Regions from separate parts of the Homo sapiens genome. Here region 2 is linked to region 1. Evidence: read pairs that join two places in POLR2A ChIA-PET (ENCODE). Cell type or tissue: Caco-2. All regions are shown on one strand. Region 1 holds the start of NR2C2AP (nuclear receptor 2C2 associated protein). Region 2 overlaps MAU2 (MAU2 sister chromatid cohesion factor).

What was found. Peaks named below come from ENCODE experiments on the same cell type or tissue, not always from the same donor. Only the 100,000 strongest peaks of a DNase experiment are listed, where the experiment ranks them.
Region 2: POLR2A ChIA-PET joins it to region 1 with 7 read pairs; 6 of 35 experiments call an interaction of 5 or more read pairs at or near these places.

The regions. Positions count from the first base shown.
Region 1 is chr19:19,201,580-19,206,579 of GRCh38, forward strand. RFXANK (regulatory factor X associated ankyrin containing protein) reads left to right here. Exons shown (of 10, transcript NM_003721.4): 10 at 70-287. The coding sequence ends at 140. NR2C2AP (nuclear receptor 2C2 associated protein) reads right to left here and starts at 1,835. Exons shown (of 5, transcript NM_176880.6): 1 at 1,444-1,835; 2 at 1,212-1,302; 3 at 891-996; 4 at 752-819; 5 at 1-462. The coding sequence starts at 1,481. The coding sequence ends at 346. RefSeq lists a silencer at 811-1,077 and an enhancer at 1,741-2,035. In Caco-2, no CTCF peak of the experiment used is centred here; a DNase peak (open chromatin) is centred at 1,882; H3K4me3 peaks cover 1,990 bases.
Region 2 is chr19:19,340,023-19,345,022 of GRCh38, forward strand. MAU2 (MAU2 sister chromatid cohesion factor) reads left to right here. Exons shown (of 19, transcript NM_015329.4): 6 at 824-851; 7 at 1,230-1,385; 8 at 2,513-2,659; 9 at 2,754-2,844; 10 at 3,815-3,918; 11 at 4,827-4,904. Among named protein-coding and RNA genes, the nearest start is that of MAU2, 22 kb to the left of the region's middle. RefSeq lists an enhancer at 2,015-2,523 and silencers at 2,633-2,722, 2,763-2,902. In Caco-2, a CTCF peak has its summit at 2,886 (motif pointing left); a DNase peak (open chromatin) is centred at 2,869.

The DNA of each region.
Region 1 (5,000 bases):
GGTTGGCCTGTGCCTCCACCCCACTCCCGATTCAAGCTCACAGCCCACCTTTTCCCTGCCCCATCTCAGTGCAACAGGTGATCGAGAACCACATCCTCAAGCTCTTCCAGAGCAACCTGGTGCCCGCTGACCCTGAGTGAAGGCCGCCTGCCGGGGACTCAGACACTCAGGGAACAAAATGGTCAGCCAGAGCTGGGGAAACCCAGAACTGACTTCAAAGGCAGCTTCTGGACAGGTGGTGGGAGGGGACCCTTCCCAAGAGGAACCAATAAACCTTCTGTGCAGAATGAGGGACTTTGCTGTGCTTCCCGGAGGGCTTCCTGGAGGAGACAGCCCCTAGAGGTCTCACACCTTCTCCCCAAGCACCCGCAGGTGGTAGATGACCACACGGCCAAAAAAGTCAGTGGCATCCTCAAACGTCACCTTCAGCCGGTCCACTTCAGCAGCTGGTATGGGGAAAGTGTGAGCGTGGGCAGTCAAGGGAAACTGGTGATTTCTGGTTTCCCACCCGCAGGCCCCCACCCCTTCCAGACCCAGCTCACACTCCACCGATGTGGGCAACCTGGGGAAGCTGCAGGTCCCTCTAAGCCTCTCACACAGAACAGGTGGTCATCAGCACCATTTTACAGAAAAAGTGGAGTCCTAGAGGTCACGTGTTCAAGATCACACATCAGGGTTCCCATTCGGGTTTGGGTGAGTCCAAAGCTTCCAGAGGCACAGACCACCCACCCCAGAAGCAGGGGCAGGATATCTGAAGCGAGTTGTTGTCCTCAGGGTAGAAATCTACAATCTTGTGGAGAGCCTGAGTGCCCTGTGAACCTTCAGCAGAGAAAGGCAATGAGTGTCTGGGGTGACCCCTGGAACCCCTGCCACCCAGGGCCTTCTAGTACCTTCCAGGCAGCCCCGGCGACTGGAGAAGCCACCCTGAAACTGGATCTGCAGCTGGGAGACACGGATGAGCTGGGGAAACTCCAGCGTCACCCACTGGGAGGGGCCCTGGAAGCAGACAGGGAAACTGAGGCGCAAGCTCACTGCAGGCACAGAGCCCTGCTATGCCTGTCTCATTCACATAGTTCTTGGAATGGAGGGGAAGAAGGAAATTCGGCACATGTTCCTTTCCTGGCCACCCATGAGGGCCCCCTGACGTTCTCAAGGCATGAGATCTGAATCTGAATCACCCTAGAGATGGAGGGTCGAGGGAGGCGCCTCACCTGGTCTGAGTTCCAACATGTCTCCTCATCCTGGTCGAAAAGATGTTTTTTTCCAAACTGCCGAGTGTTGCGATTCAGCACTGAACTCACCCTGGAGGCACCAGGATCAAGGCGAAGAGAGGGGCTGAGACCAGCTCTCAGCTCCGCGGAGGGCCTGACCCCCAGATCTGTCCACTGAGGGCTCGACCCCAGGCTTAGGGCCTCGCCACTGCCTGTCCCCACAGACTCTTACCTGCTCACTGTCTCTGGACAAACCAAAGAGTGGGTCATGTCGGTTCCACAAGACCTCGCAGGGCTTAGGATTGGGCACAGCCTTGGTTCGAATCCCGGCGCCTCCTCAAGCTACAGGGCGGCGCGATCTTGGCTACGCCTTGGCCTGAACGTCCTCACCTGTAACTTGGGACGAGAACCGCCACTCCCTCGCCCACCCCAGTCCTAAATGTCGCCTCGATCAATCCCCTGCCGGAAAATTTGGGAGAGAGGATCAGGGAAACCGCCAATGCCCGGAGGCCAGGCCTTTCACAGGAAACAGATTTCCCGCGGGTTTCGGGGGCGGTGGCTTTTTGTGCGAGGCTGTTTCTCTGCGAATAGCTCTTGGAGCCAAATCTTGGGACCCGGAACCGCGTGGGCTTGGCGCATGCGTGTTGTAATTCAGGCGCCGACCGCGGACGCTCCAGAGGTGGGGTTTGGTTCGACCCCGCCCCTTCATGCTCGCTTCTTAAAGGGCCCGGGTTCGATGATTGAATTTACCTTGGTTCCCTTGAAGCTGTAGGGAAAAGGCTGGCTGCGCGCACGGGGCGCTGTCCCTCGGCGCCCGAAGGTGTAGAGCACTGATTTTGACTGATTTTGGAATCCGAAAGACTTCCTTTTTTTTTTTTTTTTTTTGAGGCGGAGTCTCACTGTCGCCCAGGCTGGAGTGCAGTGGCACGATCTCCGCTCACTGCAAGCTCCGCCCCCTGGGTTCACGCCGTTCTCCTGCCTCAGCCTCCCAAGTAGCTGGGAATACAGGCGCCCGCCACCACGCCCGGCTAATTTTTCGTATATTTAGTAGAGACGGGGTTTCACCGTGTTAGCCAGAATGGTCTTGATCTCCTGACCTCGTGATCCAGCCGCCGGGGCTTCCAAAGTGCTGGGATTACAGGCTTGAGCCACCGCGCCCGGCCTTTTTTTTTTTTTTTTTTTGAAGTGGGGTCTCACTGTCACCCAGGCTGGAGTACAATGGTGGGATCGCGGCTCTCTGCGACCTCTGCCTCCCAGGCTCCAGCAATCCTCCTACCCAGCTTCCCGAATAGTTGGAACTAGTAGGCGCGCGCCACCACGGCAGGCTATTTTGTTTGTTTGTTTGTTTGTTTGTTTTTTGGTAGAGATGAGGTTTCGCCATGTTGCCCAGATTGGTCTCGAACTCCTGGGCTCAAGTGATCCGCCCACCTCAGCCTCCCAAAGTGCTGGGATTACAGGCGTAAGCCACCGCGCCCGGCCAGAGAGACTTCCTATGACAATGTCTTTCTTCCTACTCTAACCTACTCTACCCTAACGGCTACCCTAACCTACTCTAACCTACTCTACCCTAACCACTAAATGCAGCCTGGGAATCCCCGAACTTCACTGCCTCCCGGAGGCCAAAGGCAGAGTTGTGGAAAAGGCCACGATGTTGGGAGTATCTGAAGTCCTCATCAACCCTTTTTGTTCTTGTTGGGACAGAGGAGCCCTGGCCTCCAAGTTTGTCTTTCCCAGAAAATGCTGCTGGGACGTCAAGGAAGGCTTCTTGGAGGAGGGAGCATGCGAGGTCGGGTGTTTTTTGTTGTTTCTGTTTTGTTTTGTTTCGAGACGGAGCCTCACTTTGTTGCCCAGGCTGGAGTGCAGTGGTGTGATCTCAGCTCACTGCAACCTCCGCCTCCCAGGTTCAAGTGATTCCCCTGCCTCAGCCTCCTGAGTAGCTGTGACTACAGGTGCGCACCACTATGCCTGGCTAATTTTTGTATTTTTAGTAGAGATGGGGTTTCGCTATCTTGGCCAGGCTGGTCTCGAACTCCTAACCTCGTGATCTGCCCGCCTTGGCCTCCCAAAGTGCTGGGATTACAGGTGTGAGCCACCGCACCCAGGCTGTGAGGTGGGTTTTGAAGCATGAACAGGAGTTTGCCAAACAAAGCCTCAGATACCAAGCTGAAGATTTGGTTCACTGATTCACTAGACACCTCCTGCAAGCTCTACTGTCACACTGTCATGTCCAGCCTTCTGCTGGATGATGCTGGGGACAGCAAGAGGCCTCAGCTCCAGGCCTGTCCCAGAGGAGCCCCTGATCTGGGCAAGACAGAGGTAGACATAGACACTCCTAGCCCCAAGGGAGAGATGGGGCCGGAGGAGCAGGGGCTCTACCTGGAGGAAGGGCTTCCTGGGAAAGGGGATGTTAGAACTGCACCTTAATAGGGGGTCAGGCGCCAGGAATTCACAAGGGTGAGAAAATCTGGAGTGGGGAGGGTGTCCCAGGCAGGGAGCTTAGCATAAGCCAAGGCCTAGTTGGGTGAAAGACCATGAATTTGAATAAAATATGTGGAGCCACATCCTGCTGGGCCCGGAGCAGTCATGGAAGGTGTTGGAGAAAGGGCAGGACACCATCCGTTCTGCATGAATGGAGGGTTCCAAGACAGAGCAGCCACTGGCAAGAGGCTGTTGTTCCTGGCTTTAGCTGAATGGTCTGGCAGCCAGCCCCTTTCTTCAAGGGCTGGAGGAATGGTCCTTCCGGCATCCTACTAGTGTCTGCTCAAACCCACCCCAGGCAGCAGGGGTGGGGGCTGGCGGGGAAACTGGGTCACCAGCAGAAGGCCTGTCTCTTCAGCCCCTGCCTGCCAGGGCTTTCCGCATTTAGACAGAGTCTGGTGCCATCCAAACCCAACTTCGCTGGTCTCAGGGCTGGGGCTGGAGGTGACAGGAAACTGTGCCCCCAACCTCACCCCCGGAAGGAAGTTAGAAAGAGCAAGGACACTGGAGAGCCCAGATCTGGTTCAAATCCTGGCTGGACCACTCATTGGCTGTGTGACCTTAGAAAAGCACCTTGACCTCTCTGAGCCTCAGTTTCTCATCTGTGAAATGGGGGGAATTCTATTAACGGCACTGTTGGAGGACTCTCTGGGTTCTTCAGGTTGACACATAGTAACAGTAGCTGACTTTCACTGAGAGTCCACCGTGTGTCTGACTTGAAGCCATGTTCTGTCGCCACCCATTGGCTCGTTAAACCTGCTGTGGCTGGTCCCTGTCATTCCCATTTTATAGCTGAGGACACATCAACTTAGCCAAGTCCCCCCAGTGAGGATATGCATGGCTCCAGGGCTCTCCACACCACTCCTGGCTTTGGCATGCGGCCTCCTTGCCCACGGGTATGAGGCCAGCTCCATACCCTCTTCCCGCCTCCTCACCCCACTGGCGCCTGGGCATGAAAGAGCCTCCTGTTTCTCCAGGGAATTAGCAGCTCTGGGCTCCCAGCAGGGCAGCCAAAAGTGGTCCATTCATTCGCTTGAGTGAGGAAAGACTAAGAGCTCCCACCCCCACCCCAGGGAATGGGGCAGGGAGGGCTCTAGAAGGTCCAAAAGCAGCTCCTCTGGTTCACTTGGGGAAACTGAGGCACAGAAAAGCAAAGTCATTTGGCCAAGATCACCAAGGGGAACTGGGATGCAAACCCCAGTCTCACTCTGGAGTTCCCCTAACTGGGCTTGGGTTAGCATTTTTCTGGGGAGAAATTGGAGGTTTAGAGAGAGTCAGGGACTTGCTGGCAGTCACACAGCAAGTTTGGGT
Region 2 (5,000 bases), 140 kb after region 1:
GGCATGGTGGCGGGCGCCTGTAGTCCCAGCTACTCAGGAGGCTGAGGCGGGAGAATGGCATGAACCCAGGACGCGGAGGTTGCAGTGAGCTGAGATCGCGCCACTGCACTCCAGCCTGGGCGACAGAGCGAGACTCCATCTCAAAAAAAAAAAAAAAAAAATTAACCAGGCATGGTGCCAGGTGCCTGTAGTCCCAGGTGCTCAGGAGGCTGAGGCAGGAGAATCGCTTGAACCCGGGAAGCATAGGTTGCAGTGAATCGAGATCACACCATTGCACTCCAGCCTGGGCAACAGAGTGAGACTCTAAGAAAAAAATAATAAAAAAAATAAAAACAGGCCGGGCGCGGTGGCTCACACCTGTAATCCCAGCACTTTGGGAGGCCGAGGCGGGTGGATCACGAGGTCAGGAGATCGAGACCATCCTGGCTAACACGGTGAAATTCTGTCTCTACTAAAAATACAAAAAATTAGCCGGGCGTGGTGGCGGGCGCCTGTAGTCCCAGCTACTCAGGAGGCTGAGGCAGGAGAATGGCGTGAACCTGGGAGGCTGAGCTTGCAGTGAGCTGAGACCGCACCACTGCACTCCAGCCTGGGCGACAGAGCGAGACTCCGTCTCAAAAAAATAAATAAATAAATAAAAATAAAAATAAACACAGACACAATAGGATAAAACAGAGCAGTCTTGTAAGGGGACTGTTCTCTGTTGTCCACTGAACTGTCCCCTGAGGTGGCATATTAGGTCCTGTGAGCCTTGGGGTAATCACAGTCATCCCAGGAGGCTCCTGGGCCTGCTAGGACCTGACCCCTGCCTCTTGTTTTGCAGGGCGCTGTTCCTCCTCAGCAAGGGGATGGTAAGTTGAGGCTGGGCATGGCTGGATGCAGCTGGTGTTGTGGAGGTGAGGCAGGGCCCCCACAGAGTCTGCTCAGACCCCACCCACTCTCCATGGCATGGCCCCTTAGGCGCCCAGACCCTTAGGCACAGTGAGCAGCCTGGAATGTGAGGCCCGGGCCCTGCTGGGTTCAGGAGGGAAACTCAGGCTGCACCCTATGGGATTCATGCTGAGGCAAGAGCCTGGTTAGGAGCTGCCTGGGCTGGGGTTTCAGGCTGGCCTTGCCCTCTGGATTGGTGGCAGCAGTCCCAGGGCAGGTGGGCAGGTGACCCTGTGCTCCCGGTCCTGGGAGGGCCCCTGCAAGCCCTGTACCCTACACCTGCGCCTCTCCCTCCCCAGCTGCTGCTGATGGAGCGAAAGCTGCAGGAGGTGCACCCGCTGCTGACCCTCTGCGGGCAGATCGTGGAGAACTGGCAGGGGAACCCCATCCAGAAGGAGTCGCTGCGTGTCTTCTTCCTGGTGCTCCAGGTCACCCACTATCTGGATGCCGGGCAGGTGTGTGGCGCCTCTCAGGCGAGCTGCTGGTTGTGACCAGTGGGTATGGGTGGTACCCAGGCCAATGGGTCTTGGGCTGTGAGGTCAGCTGTGTCATCGCCTTACCTTGCCACACAACAGGGCTGTCATACCAGTCCCGGACACACACACTCCTGTCCTGCTCTGCCACGAGTGCTGGTATCTGGGAACAGGGTCTGTCCTGGCCACCCCACCTCCCTTTGGGAGTACTATGTGTGACATTGCATACACTCGCTCAGTGTATGGATGCTCAGAGATTCCAATGGCAGTTCAGGGAATCATGAGAATAAACCACAGAGGTGCTGGGATGGCACCTGCACACAGCAGATGCCCAGGTGCTGTCTGTCTGGCCCCCGGCTGTGGGGTTGAGTAGGGACTGATGTGCTCAGCCATGTCCGAGACTGGACTCATGACCCTGCCGTGGGTGGGGAGCGGCTGTGTTTGAGCTCCTTGTCTCTGTGCTTGTGTGACAGTCTCAGCCCTTCGGGGGCTGGGGGCTGCCCTGTGCCACTCAGACCCACCCCTGTCGCAGTGGGCCACAGGCGAGTCTCCACAGGGCTTGGTAAGGGGGTTGCCCAGTTCGTCCATCCATACCCATCGTTGCCCATTGGGTGAAGCACTGCACTCGGCGCATAGGGACACAGAGCAGACTGCAGCCACGCTTCCCTCAGGGTGCAAGGGCTGCAGAGACATCCCTCGGGGCCTCAGGGCGAGATGGACCACAGCGCCTGCCTGATTCCTGGGCCAGGAAGCCACCTCCCACCCCCTCAGAGCACAGCCTCCCCCTGCCGTCTCAGGTCTGGCTGCGTGAAGACCAAGTGCAGCTCCAGCAGGGTCTGGATAGGCCTCTCCTGGGCCTTGGTGTTGGACCCAACACTGGGCAGTGGACAAGCCTCAGTCCCACAGCTGCCCGCCTGGCTGTGCCCCATGCCCCAAAAGCCTGGCTGATTCATGGGAGTGCGGCAGGGGCGGCTTCATCTTGCAGGAGGTGGCCCTGGCAGAAGGGGAAGGCAGATGCTCCCTAGAGGAAGGAGCAGGGGTGGCTGGGCTGGGCCTGGCTTCCTGAGAGGCCAGGCTCAGGTGGATGCTCGGGTGTGGGTGCTGCACAGGTGAAGAGCGTGAAGCCGTGTCTGAAGCAGCTGCAGCAGTGCATCCAGACCATCTCCACACTGCACGATGATGAGATCCTGCCCAGCAACCCCGCTGACCTCTTCCACTGGCTGCCCAAGGAGCACATGTGTGTGCTTGTCTACCTGGTGCGTCCCCACCAGGGCCCGGGCCAGGGCTGGGGGCGGGGGCAGGGAGAGGGAGAGGGCCCTGGTAACCCCTGCTGTCTGGTCTTGTCGCTAGGTGACTGTGATGCACTCCATGCAGGCCGGCTACCTGGAGAAGGCGCAGAAGTACACGGACAAGGCCCTCATGCAGCTGGAGAAGCTCAAGAGTAAGTCAGGTGCTCGGCTGGCCACATGGCCACAGCGACCCCTGGCGGACGGCCTGGCCAGACGCTAGCTGTACCAGGGCCCAGTGACCCTGTGTGACCGCAGCGCCCAGCCACCCTGCCTGGTGGGTCTCGTCACCCCTAGTTGATAAATGCTGGTGTCCAACGTCAGAGCAGAGCAGACAGGCCTGGGGTCGGGGGTACCTCCCTGACTGGTCAGGTCCCTTGTGCCCAGTCATGCTCAGTTGAAACAGGTGGTAGCTGCTTTTCCCAATTATTATCAGTGTTGTGACAGGGACACTCGGGATGAGGCCAGGATCAGAACTCAGCCCTCACTGACCACCAGCATGTCCTTTGGAGGTCGTGAGTTCTTTCCAGATGCTCAAGTGTCTAATCCATCCAGGGACCTTTGACTAGCACAAACCCAGAGCAGACGTCCCTGGCTGGTATAGTGTGCCCATTAGTCGGTCTGTTTGCTCCCTCGTGAGTGCTGCTGGGGGAGAAGGCATCAGAGCCAAGGCAGCCCAAAGCCGGATAGGCCCTGTGCTTCTCTTATTCCCATATGAGGATGGTTGCTTGGGGCTGTTGGGAGGTGGGGCCCAGCCCAGGTCCCCCTACCCGACTGCCTGAGGCTCTGCTGCATGGTGTCATGATCCAGGGTGGTTTCCACATTTCTACATTTCTAGAACCTGCCATGTCCACAAGCTCTTGAGCACGTAGGGTGAGGGTGAGGGTGAGAGCCAACCCTTCTTGGAGCACTGTGGGAACCAACCTCTGGCTCCAGCTCCGTCTCCCCACCTGGACAGCAAGACACACTCCTTCACTCAGAGGGTGCAGTGGGGACTAGGGGAGATGACGGGGTGGGTGCCTAGCCAGTGTGGCAGGAGACAGGAACGAGGTGGGGGCACGGTGGGCTGGGGGTGGCGCCTCCTCTGGCCTCCCCTGCATGCTTACCCCTGACTCTCACCCATAGTGCTGGACTGCAGCCCCATCCTGTCATCCTTCCAAGTGATCCTGCTGGAGCACATCATCATGTGCCGCCTTGTCACGGGTCACAAGGCCACGGCGCTGCAGGAGGTAAGGCTGGAAGCAGGAGGGGCGGGAAGGCCCAGGAGTTTGTTGGGTCTCAGCAGTGTCAGACAAGAGACTGAATTCGCCAAGTGCATACTGGCAGGCCAGCCCATCCTGCTGTCTCGCTGTCGGCCAGCGTTTTACAGCCCTGCATGGGCACCACTGATCAGAGAATCTCATACAAAAACCAGTGGAGGCCGGGCGCAGTGGCTCACGCCTGTCATCCCAGCAGTTTGGGAGGCCGAGGCGGGTGGATCACTTGAGGCCAGGAGTTTGAGACCAGCCTGGCCAACATGGCGAAACCCCGCCTCTACTAAAAATATAAAAATTAGCCAGGTGTGGTGGCAGACACCTGTAATCCCAGTTACTTGAGAGGCTGAGGCAGGAGAATAGCCTGAACCCAGGAGGCAGAGGTTGCAGTGAGCCGAGATCGCACTACTGCACTCCAACCTGGGCAACAGAGTGAGACTCCATCTCAAAAAAAAAAACCCAAAAAACTAATGGGCCATGGCCCAAAAGCTTGCACACCAAGGGGATAGCGCACATGGTCTCTGGGGATTTGGGGGGTCCTTTGACAGTGATTGTTATACCCCACCCTGCCATTAGGAACACTCTACCCCCAGTACCCACCCTCCTGAGAGGGCATGGGGGCCCTCAGTAGGCTGGAGGTCCTTTACAACCCAGACACCTGTTGGACAGAGTGGAAGAGACGAGTAACAGACAAGGGTCCCTGTCCACGATGGGATCTGGGCTGCCCTTTGCCCTCATGGTGGACGTGTCTGCTGGGGCTTTGTACCCCAGTTTGGTCAGACAGGACATGGGCTCACCCACCAGCTATGGGGTCTCTCCATTGCTGCTCAGACGCCAGGTCCCAGGTTGCAGTCCTGTGATGGCAGTACACTCTCTCCCGGCAGATCTCCCAGGTCTGCCAGCTGTGCCAGCAGTCCCCCCGGCTCTTCTCCAACCATGCAGCACAGCTGCACACATTGCTGGTGAGTAACCCTGTGACAACACCCCGGGAGAATCCAGAATGTTCTCAGTAAGTAAGTACCTAACCAGATCCAGAACATTCCCAGTGAAGGACCCCC